Linked DNA regions of Homo sapiens: region 1 is linked to region 2. A link is an interaction called in ENCODE POLR2A ChIA-PET data of the cell type or tissue named here. Cell type or tissue: K562. All regions are shown on one strand. Links, peaks and the distances in the headings refer to the core of each region. The heading gives the core; the rest is flanking DNA. Region 1 overlaps LINC02191 (long intergenic non-protein coding RNA 2191). Region 2 has its middle 14 kb from the start of ZKSCAN2.

Region 1 (5,380 bases), core at 167-5,166, 150 kb before region 2:
GTAAAGGTTGGATTAAGTCAGACACCAGAGCATGTATATTTAAGAACTCTGCCATATTGCCTTCCAAATCCATGTCACATCCCCATGAAATGTCTTTCTTGGTACAGAATTTCATAAAAACTTTTAATCTTGGACAATATAAAAAAAAAGAAATGTAATGGGAGATCAACAACTACTTCCACCAGATGACTGAAATCTATTAGAGGCCCTCAATAATTAAAATAGCAGAGTACTAGCCAGGCACGGTGGCTCACGCCTGTAATCCCAGCACTTTGGGAGACCAAGGCAGGTGGATCACGAGGTCAAGAGATCAATATCATCCTGGCCAACATGGTGAAACTCTGTCTCTACTAAAAATACAAAAATTAGCCGGGCATGGCGGTGCACACGTGTAGTCCCAGCTACTCAGGAGGCTGAGGGAGGAGAATCGCTTGAACCCAGGAGGCAGAGGTTGCAGTGAGCCGAGATCTTGCCACTGCACTCCAGCCTGGCAACAGAGTGAGACTCCACCTCAAAAAAAAAAAGTAGCATAGTAGTAGAGCATGAATGGAAGAGAGGCCCAATGATTGCCAAGATCTAGCTGACAGTCAGGGTGGTGGTGGCCAAACTGCACCATGGGGGGTGGTGGGGCATCCAGATTGACAGAGCAAAACCCATAGGAGGAACTCATTATGCAGATGGCCTGGCAGGGGAACCAAATTATGGTAAGGCCAAAGACAGTGGGCAGAAAAAGGTAGGCAGGAGAATTCAGCTCCTTGCCTCTGATGATACTGAATGAAAAGCTCATTTTGTCTGAAATGTCTTGGTCACAGGAATGGCTGAAGCAGCAGGAGCTAAAGCCAGTGGGATCCAGTGAGTGGGCTGGGTTGAAAGGGAAGATGAATATTCTGAGATCCACAAAAGAGTGGGAAAACGGGAATATGCTTGCCTGGAATGCAATACAAGCCAAAGAGGAGCCTTCTATGGGGAAGCTTTCTTTTGTCTCTGGTTGTCTATGTCCCTAAAGGGAAACAGCTTCATTTCCAATCACTACAATAAACTGAGATCCACCACGGCTTATCACAGGGTGAAAAGGAGGGATCATATTTCAACTTTGGGCTTTCTCTTCAAATAAGGTTAATAAACAGTCTTGGAAAGAAGCATATGGTGGAAAGGAAAATGTTTATGTTAAATTTTAAACTTGTTTCTTTGTGCTGGATATCTTCCCATTCTCCTGTAAATTCTCTCTCCCCTTCTCCACCCAGTCAGGACTGCTAAAGGCTAAGCTGTGTAGATGTCATACCAGACCCCGAGACCAAGGCTGGGGCTAGGGTAGGGAGAGTGAGGCATTGAGGGTGGAACATTTAAGAAGGCTGTCATTCTCAGGGCTGTGCAAGTGCTCCATGCCCAGTCCTGACAGTGAAGGCCTCCTTAATTGTTGATCCCCAGATGTGTCACTCACCGTATCCTTATTGGTTCTATCAGTGGGGACTTCCTTCTGGTAGGAAGTCAGAGACAGGGTCAACTATGAAGTCAGGTTGATGTAGGGCAGGCAAGCCCCAAAACTGGAGCTTAGCCTGGGAAGATTCTTGGCTTTACTCAGGAAAGAATTCAAGAGCCAGCCAGTGGTAGAAGAAGACAGTTGTATGAAGGCAGCAGTGTTACAGCTCCGTTGACTGCTCCTGCAGAGCAGGGCTCCCCCATCCTAGACAGTGTGTGGAGAGCAGCAGCTCAGGGGCAGGTCTCCAGCCATATTAATACCCATTTTTAATTACATGCAAATTAAGAGATGGGTTATTTCAAAATTTCTAGAAACAGGGTGCCATGGAAAGGGGCAATAACTTTCAGGTGTTGCCACGGCAATGATAAACTGTCATGGCACTGGTGGGCGTATCTTATGGAGAGGTGGTGGTGGTGCCTCTTCCCTGTTTCAGCCAGTCTTAGTTCTGGTCCAGGGTTGAGTTCTGCCTCCTACCTTAAGGTTATTTGTTTCCCTGGTTGGCTGCAGCTCCTGACACATCAGTGCTGCACCCAATGCCCTTGCCATACAAAGCTCTTACTTTAACTTGTCCCTTAGAGCCTGGAGGTGGTAACTGTTGTCTGCTACTAACCTAGATAATTACACTGTCTTCTGTGGTTCTTCTACACCCAAACATCTGTAAATAAGCCCTTTGTAAATAAACTTTCTTTGAATAATCTTCTTCTGAGTATGCCATCTTCTTTCCATAGAGACCCTGATAAATATATGTCCCTCATCCAGGCTCTGCCATTTGTAGAGTACTATGAATTAATATTTTATGAGCCCTGTAATTATCTTGTGAATAACCCAACTATATTGCATCACACATTTTTACATTAAATGCATTAATTATGTATATGGGCACATTTCTTTTTAAATACCACATTTTTGGGGCATGGCTGTTTTGGCCTCAAAAAAATTAAAAGTTGTCCTGGCCTTTCCTAATGCCCATTGAGACCATGATGTCGACAAAGCAGCAGTGATGGATAATGATTTAGAAAACAGGCTTAGAATTAGATATACTTAGATGCAAATCCCAGCTCATCTTCTTCCTTGCTGTGTGACTTTGGACAAGTTGCTTGCTCCAGTGGGTGTAGAGACTGCAGCTGTTGACTTTTTTTTTTTTTTTTTTTTTTTTTGGTCCTTCTAAAATTGGACTTTCCTTCTGAAAATATTTCCCATGCCAGGCCGGGCACGGTGGCTCACATCTGTAATCCCAGCACTTTGGGAGGCCGAGGCAGACAGATCACGAGGTCAGGAGATCAAGACCATCCTCGCCAACACAGTGAAACCCCGTCTCTATTAAAAATACAAAAAATTAGCCAGGCGTGGTGGCGGGCACCTGTAGTCCCAGCTATTTGGGGGACTGAGGCAGGAGAATTCCTTGAACCCTACAGGCGGAGGTTGCAGTGAGCGGAGATCATGCCACTGCACTCCAGACTGGGCAACAGAGTGAGACTCCATCTCAAAAAAAAAAAAATTTCCCATGCCAGTTTCCAGGCTCAACTCCTATTTGTGATGTGACCCCAATTGAGACACCAAGTCTTGTCTCTTTAAACTGAAGCTCTCAGCTCCTGGGAAAAATCACACAGATCTTCAGCTTCCATATTCGTTAGCTCACACCTTTCCTTGCCAACTGACAGCAAATTGTATGCACCTGAAGGGAGCAGAGTTGGAGACCGACTCCAAAGGGGCAAGATGTCTAAAACAACAAAACGTGAGTTATTTTTGCAATGTTTCTTTTTCAGGCCCTCCCACTCCCTGTAATATCTGGCTGAGGTGTGAATGGCTGACTCCAGCAGGTATCAGGAACAGATGGAACCAGCTAATTATGTCTCTTACATGTGAGTAGAGATAAAGCTGTTAATTGCTAATTGTACACTTCTCCCATTTCCCACCCCAGGGCGCTGGGGCAGAGACCACGTCCTAAACCCAACTCAAATGTGGGCTGTGCTCTTGGCTGAAGAAAAGCATGGAAAGCAGTTGGGGACCTGCATCCCCAAGACTGTCAGCCCTTCTCCAGGGCTAGCAACAAGCAGAGTGTAGCAGTGAGAAGATGCTCTTGGCAGGCTCCAGATAGCTGTGCCCTCAGCCCAGGAGGACTCAGCCAATGAAGACTCAGCTAATGAAAGCTCAGCATGGAGGTGGCAAAGGGCTGCAGCCCCACCAGTAAGTGATATCTGGTAATTGTTTCCAGTGTGCTCCAGGGTCAACTTAGTTCCCCAGAACCCACGTGATCCTGAGATCTCTAGGCTTCTATGCAGCTCCTGACTGGACACTGAAAAGCACTATAATGTGGAATCTTCCTCCATCTTCCAAGCCTTAAGATCATGTCTTGTGATGGTCACAGGATTTTAAGCTAATCAGCATCTCTTTTAGGAAAATATCCCTACCCCATTCCCAGTAGATGTGAGTTGACTGTGGTAGTATGTGCCTGTAGTCCCAGCTACTCGGGATCCTGAGGCAGGAGAATTGCTTGAGCCCAGGAGGTGGAGGTTGCAGTGAGCCAAGATCACACCACTGCATTCCAGCCTGGGCAAGAGAGTGAGACTCCGTCTCAAAAAAAAAGCAGACTTACTTAGATACCAACAGGCATAATCAGAGAGATGGCCCGATCATATACTGCAATGTAACAGAATATTCCATTCCCATGGCCACAGTAATTGGTTTAGGGAAGGTCAGGTGACACTAATTTGGCCAATCTGAGGCACTCCCAAGACAAGTTAAAATTCTTTCCAGGCTGGAGTCTGATGGCGCCATCATAGCTCATTGCAGCCCAGATCTCCTGGGCTCAAGTGATCCAAGCAGCTAGGACTACAGAGGCATGCCACCACACTGGCTAATTTCTTACTTTTTTGTAAAGACAGGATGTCACTATGTTGCCCAGGCTGGTCTAGAACTCCTAGCCTCAAGCGATCCTCCTGCCTTGACCTCCCAAAGCTCTGGGATTACAGGCATGAGCCACCATGCTCGATCTGAAATTCTTGGGAAGGAAGCATTCTTCTTTTTTTTTTTTTTTTTTGCGACAGAGTGTTGCTCTGTTGCCCAGGCTGAAGTGCAGAGGCATGATTTAGGCTCACCGCAACCTCCACCTTTTGGGTTCAAGCAATTCTCATGCCTCAGCCTCCTGAGTAGCTGGGATAACAGGTACACACCACCATTCCCAGCTATTTTTTGTATTTTAAGTAGAAACAGGGTTTCGCCATGTTGGCCAGGCTTGTCTCCAGCTCCTGGCCTCAAGCAATCCTCCCGCCTTAGCTTCCCAAAGTGCTGGGATTACAGGCATGAGCCACCATGCCCAGACTAAAATTCCTGGGAAAGATACATTATTTGGAATTGCTACACTAGGGATATTGTAAGCTACCAGTGGTCCCTACCTTTCTTTTTTCACAGGTATAGCATATGCTGTTGGTGCCCTGTGCCATATCCCCTTGGCTCACCTGAGCTTACCTACAGCTTTGATAGACAGTTTCCAGCCTCAAGCATTTGCATCTTTCCTCTCTGCCTGAAGGCTTTTGCTAGTACCCAGGACCCTTCTCTGCCACCTACAAGTAGGGGAGAGCTGATGCCCTCAGGTGATCTTCAGCCAGTGGGAAATGGAAAACCATAAATAAATTCCCTAGCATCCTTGCCCTTGGCTGAGACAATCCTGAGTATTCTCAACGTAGTCTCTAACAAGATCCCAGTGTGACCTGCCCATGGGGCCACCTGCTCCTCAGTACACTTTTTACTGGTTTTTCTCCCATCTGTCTTATCCTCTCCATTTCTTCACTTGTGCTTCCTGAGATCACCTCCTGTGTTAGTTTGGTCCTTCTGTTGAGATTAGACATGTGGGAAGTTTACTGGAGAAATACCTGTGAAGGCAAAAGGAGAGGGAGCTGG
Region 2 (5,380 bases), core at 292-5,291:
CCTGTAATCCCAATACATTTGGAGGCCAAGGCAGGTGGATACTAAAAATACAAAAATTAGCCAGGCATGGTGGCAGACACCTGTAGTCCCAGCTACTCAGGAGGCTGAGGCAGGAGAATGGCTTGAATCCGGAAGGCGGAAGTTGCAGTGAGCCAAGATCACACCACTGCACTCCCGCCTGGACAACAGAGTGAGACTCCATCTAAAAAATAAATAAATAAATAAGAACCTTCCAACCCACTTTGGTACAACTGAAGTGCAAAGAGTGTAGACGACTTGCTCAACATCACACAAATTTTAAGCAACAAATCCAAGATAACAAGCCATGAGTTTTCATCACTTTAACCACAGACATGTCCAAGGAAAAGCCCAGATAAAGACCCAGGGAGGAGACGGCCATCTACAAGTCAAGGAGACCTCAGAATCAGCCCTGCCAATACCTCGATCTCAGGCTTCTAGCCTCCCGAATTGTGAAAAAATACATTTATATTGTTTAAGCCACCCAGTTTGTAGGACTTTGTTATAGCAAATTACTACAAAGGGTCTCCTCTTCTTGATAATGATATGATCATTATGATATTAGAAAAGTCATACAAATGAAGTGAACAGAGCAAACAGTAATTACAGTCAGAACAGCATATGCGCCAACCAGTTCTACCTCGGCGGAAGTTCTGGGAGGTTGTTCTGGAGGCTTTTGAACAGTGGACTGAGTTTAAGAGTGAGTGATGGGCTTAGGGTGTAAATTCAAGGGATTGGGCTGCAGCTGGGAGCTCGGGACATTCTTGGCTACTGCAGCCCTACTTTGCCTTTCACTGGCATGGTCATAACTTAGGTAGAAAATGTTGATTATTTAATCGTGTTGCCTTGCTTTTTGACCTGATAACCATTGATCAGTGGAAAGAAACACCTGCACAAGTCAAAGCAGGGCTCATTCCTCTGACGGCTTTTTGAATTGGCTTAGCAGCACTCAGCTCACTGCCTTCTTTGCTTTCTTTATCCCTTGCTGTTACTGAGAAAGATTTGGCCTGATTAGAGAAATTAGGATATACAGAAGGAGTCAACAAACTGCATCAATAATCTCCAATTAAAAGACAAGGACTCAACGTAAGGATAGACAAACCGATCAATGGAACAGAATAGAATACAGGAATAGACCCATACATATTGAATCCACTTATTTTTCACAAAGGTACCAGGTCAATGCAATGGAGAAAGAGAATTTTTTAACAAAATGATGCTGGAACCATTCGATATCCATATAGAAAAAATATAAAAGAATTTTCACCTCTACTTCATATAAAAAAATGAATTAGGGCACATGTTCTCAGGGTTTCCTGAGGGCTGTGTCATGGGCAAAAAATTTTTTCCAATAAAAAAATTTAAAGGCCGGGCACGGTGGCTCACACCTGTAATCCCAACACTTTGGGAAGCTGAGGCAGGTGGATCACCTGAGGTCAGGAGTTGGAGACTAGCCTGGCCAACATGGTGAAACCCCGTCTCTACTAAAAATACAAAAATTAGTCGGGCGTGTTGGCAGGTGCCTGTAATCCCAGCTACTCAGGAGGCTGAGGCAGAAGAATCACTTGAACCCAGGAGGTGGAGGTTGTAGTGAGCCGAGATCGTGCCACTGCACTCCAGTCTGGGCGACAGAGCGAGACTCCATCTCAAAAGAAAAAAGTAATGAATATTAATTATTAATGGAACTAACATTTACAGGGTTAGGTCCCACATTGTGATAAAAAGCCTCATGTACATTGTGTTATGTAATCCTGGGAGATGGGTGTTTGTACTGATTACATGGGAACATGAAGCTTAGTAAATTTAAGTTAGTGGCTCTCAATGGCATGCTAATATCATCTTGGGAGATTTTATTTTTTTAAAAATTCTGATGATTGGGCTTCATCCCAAGTCTACTGGATTAGAATCTCTGTGGATGGTGTCCAAGCATCTGTATTTTGTAAGTGCTCTCAGAGGTGACACTGATGTGCAACCAGGGCTGAGAACCAATGTGAATGTTAGAGAGACTGGAATTCAGGGCTTTACTGCCACTTCATTTACAGAAGACGATATAGATATAGATGTTGATAGTGATATCAATATATGTAGACATAAGTACAGATATACATATACCTAGTGTATTAGTCCATTTCACACTGCTATAAGGAACTAACTGAGACTACATCATTTATAAAGAAAAGAGGTTTAACTGATTCATGGTTCCACATGGCTGGAGAAGCCTCAGGAAACTTACAATAATGGTGGAAGGAGAAGGGGAAGCAAGGCACATCATACGTGGTGGCAGGAGAGAGAGAGAGCTAGGAGGGAAGTGCCACACTTTTTCTTTTTCTTTTTTTTTTTTTTTGAGACAGGGTCTTGCTGTGTCACCCAGGTTGGCATGCAGTGGTGTGATCTTGGCTCACTGTAATCTCCGCCTCCCAGGTTCAAGTGATTCTTGTGCCTCAGCCTCCCAAGTAGCTGGGATTATAGGTGTGCACCACCACACCCAATTAATTTTTGTATTTTTAGTAGACACAGGGTTTTGCCATGTTGGCCAGGCTGGACTCGAACTCCTGATCTCAAGTGATCTGCCTGCCTCAGCCTCGCAAAGTGCTGGGATTACAAGCATGAGCCACCGAACCCGGCCTACACTTTTAAACCATCAGATCTCATGAGAACTCACTCACTATCACAAGAACAGCTTTGGGGCTGGGCGTGGTGGCTCACACCTGTAATCCCATCACTTTGGGAGGCTAAGGCAGGTGGATCACCTAAGGTCAGGCGTTCGAGACCAGCCTGGCCAACATGGTGAAACCCCGTCTCTACTAAAAATACAAAAAAAATTAGGCAGGTGTGGTCGTGGACACCTGTAATCCCAGCTACTTGGGAGGCTGAGGCAGAATAATTGCTTGAACCCAGGAGGTGGAGGTTGCAATGAGCTGAGCTCGTGCCACTGCACTCCAGCCTGGGCAACAAGAGTAAAACTGTCTCAAAAAACAAAAACAGCTTTGGGAAAACTGCCCCCACGATCCAATTACCTCCCAAGTCCCTCCCTCAACATGTGGGGATTGCAGTTTGAGATGAGATTTGGGTGGGGACACAGAGCCAAACCATACCAACTAGCATTGAATTTGTTTTCAATTATTGATGAAGAACATCTCATGTATAAAACAGACTGGCACTGTTTCCTCTCCTCACTCCTTTCAGTACATCCATCCTCGTGTTGCTGCTTTCTCTTGTGGTCACTGAAACTCCTGAGCAGTAAGAGTCCTGACAGCACAGAAACTGACCAATCAGAATGGACACTGGACTTATCGCTGGAGCAGGATTGAGACGTTAACGTTTTGATCACTGGATCCGGAAGAGTGTGGCTCCCAAGGGAGGGCAGCAGTGGGGAGCCACTCAGAGGGTTCAAGAAAGCAGCTGTTTTCCAACTGATATGGAAATAGCTTAATATTTTAACAAGTGTTACAGTAATGCCAGTGTCTGCCTGTGCCTTGATCTAAATAATAATTGAAAATACCTACTATTTATTGAGAATTATGTGGCAGATACTGTGATACATACTGAATAAACATTATTTCATTCCATTTGGTCATTGTTGAAAACATTTCCTTTTTTTTTTAGACAGGGTCTCACTCTGCCACCTAGGCTGGAGTGCAGTGGTGCAATCAGCTCACTGTAGCCTCAAACTCCTGGTCTCAAGCAATCTTCCCATCTCAGCCTCTTGTGTAGCTAGGACTACAGACATGCCCCACCACACCTGGGTAATTTTTTTTTTTGGGGGGTGGGGGGGCACTGACAGGGTCTCACTATGTTGCCCAGGCTGGTCTTGAACTCATGGCTTTGCCTCAGCCTCCCAAAGTTCTGGGATTACAGACATAAACCACCATGTCCAGCCAGGTCTGAGCATCTATTACATGTCTCTACTCAAGGATTGCTTCTTACGCGTTGGGAAGAAAAGGAAGAAGCTAGCAGGCAGTCTGCAGTCCACACCGGGCTGCCCCCACCAGCTGTTGTGTGCCTGGCAGCGCTTTCAGCCCCATTCATTTCCAACTCCAAGGGGTTTGTCACTTTGCCGGTTGTTGCCACATTTCCATCCTGAAGTGGCAGCTCCAGTTGTGTTTCCCAGATAATTTCCAAGATGCTAATTGCCACCTGCTGATTTCCTGTAAACACTGTACTGTACACATGTGATTAATCAGAGAGCTGTGGACTGTTCCAAGGAAGTGTGTGTGCATGTGTGTGTGTGCGTTTCATTACGGTGGTGGATTTAAATCACAGGCAATGTTTGCTCACAAAGCTGCATTAGCAGAACGGCAGGGAAAACAAAATTATAAAATACCATAAACTGCAAGTTCACAGACTGTATACACAACAACTCAAGTCAGCCCAATAATTCCCTGACTAAATTCTGGAAGTGAGCAGCAGGAAGGTAGCATCTCTAAAGGAGACTTTGAACCATTTCTTCTTCAGATTCAAGATCAACCTTGTGCCAGACCTTAGCTTTTCACTGCAAGTTACCTGCACCTTTAAAACTCCAACTCCTCATCTGTAAAAATGGATAATAATTTCTGAGTCACAGAAGATAACATGTAATATGTTTATTTTGTATATCAGTCAGAACTGTGTGGGTTGCAAGTGACAGAAATTGAATTCAAAGTGGCTTAAGCAAAGCAAAGGAATATATTGGCTCAAAAACCTAGAGACAGGGGTCTAGTTTCAGGTGCAGTTGCATCTAGGAGCTCAAATAATGACTTCAAACTCTGTGGCACCCTCTGCTTTTTTATCTTGCCTCATTCTTGGAAGACTCTCCTTACAGCAACCTAGTAGACTAACAACAGGTCCAGGCATATATTTTATCTTCTCAGCAACCATGGTAAACTAGTGTAGATAGCATCACACTTGGGAAATGACCCACTAGTGTAAGAGTTAAAGAGCAAAGAAACATGAAAAGCAGCTTAACATTCAAAGTCAGTTTCTTTTGGAGAATAAACCTGAGGGGTTTCTGACCAGTTTTGATCGGGGGCACTCTCTCTTACAGACTAAAGATGTTTAAGGATATAGGAAGTGGGGAGCTTATCGTAGGTTCGCAATGTTTCGATGTGAGGGAAAGTTTATCATGGGGTTGGAAAGTCTCTGGTTGGAGGTGAAGCTATCTTGGGGTCGGCATGTTTCTGGTTGGAGTGGCGTTTATCTTAGGGTTGGAATGTTTCTGGTTATGCTAACATTAGCCATTAGGCTGATGTTTGGGGGCTGGATTTAGGCAGGTTTTTTTTAATCAAGGGGAATTTAAAATGGTGGGGTTTGTCCAAGATAGCAATGCTCCTGCTCTGTCCACTAGCCCATTCTCAGACCTCCTGATTTGGGTAGTTAATTGCCT

Evidence for each region. Peaks named below come from ENCODE experiments on the same cell type or tissue, not always from the same donor. Only the 100,000 strongest peaks of a DNase experiment are listed, where the experiment ranks them.
Region 1: POLR2A ChIA-PET joins it to region 2 with 5 read pairs; 2 of 35 experiments call an interaction of 5 or more read pairs at or near these places.

What each region holds. Positions count from the first base shown.
Region 1 is chr16:25,422,286-25,427,665 of GRCh38, reverse strand. LINC02191 (long intergenic non-protein coding RNA 2191) reads left to right here. Exons shown (of 4, transcript NR_184338.1): 3 at 3,402-3,667. Among named protein-coding and RNA genes, the nearest start is that of LINC02191, 8.7 kb to the left of the region's middle. In K562, for the core only: no CTCF peak of the experiment used is centred there; no DNase peak of the experiment used is centred there.
Region 2 is chr16:25,269,566-25,274,945 of GRCh38, reverse strand. No RefSeq gene overlaps it. Among named protein-coding and RNA genes, the nearest start is that of ZKSCAN2, 14 kb to the right of the region's middle. In K562, for the core only: no CTCF peak of the experiment used is centred there; DNase peaks (open chromatin) are centred at 3,305 and 4,825.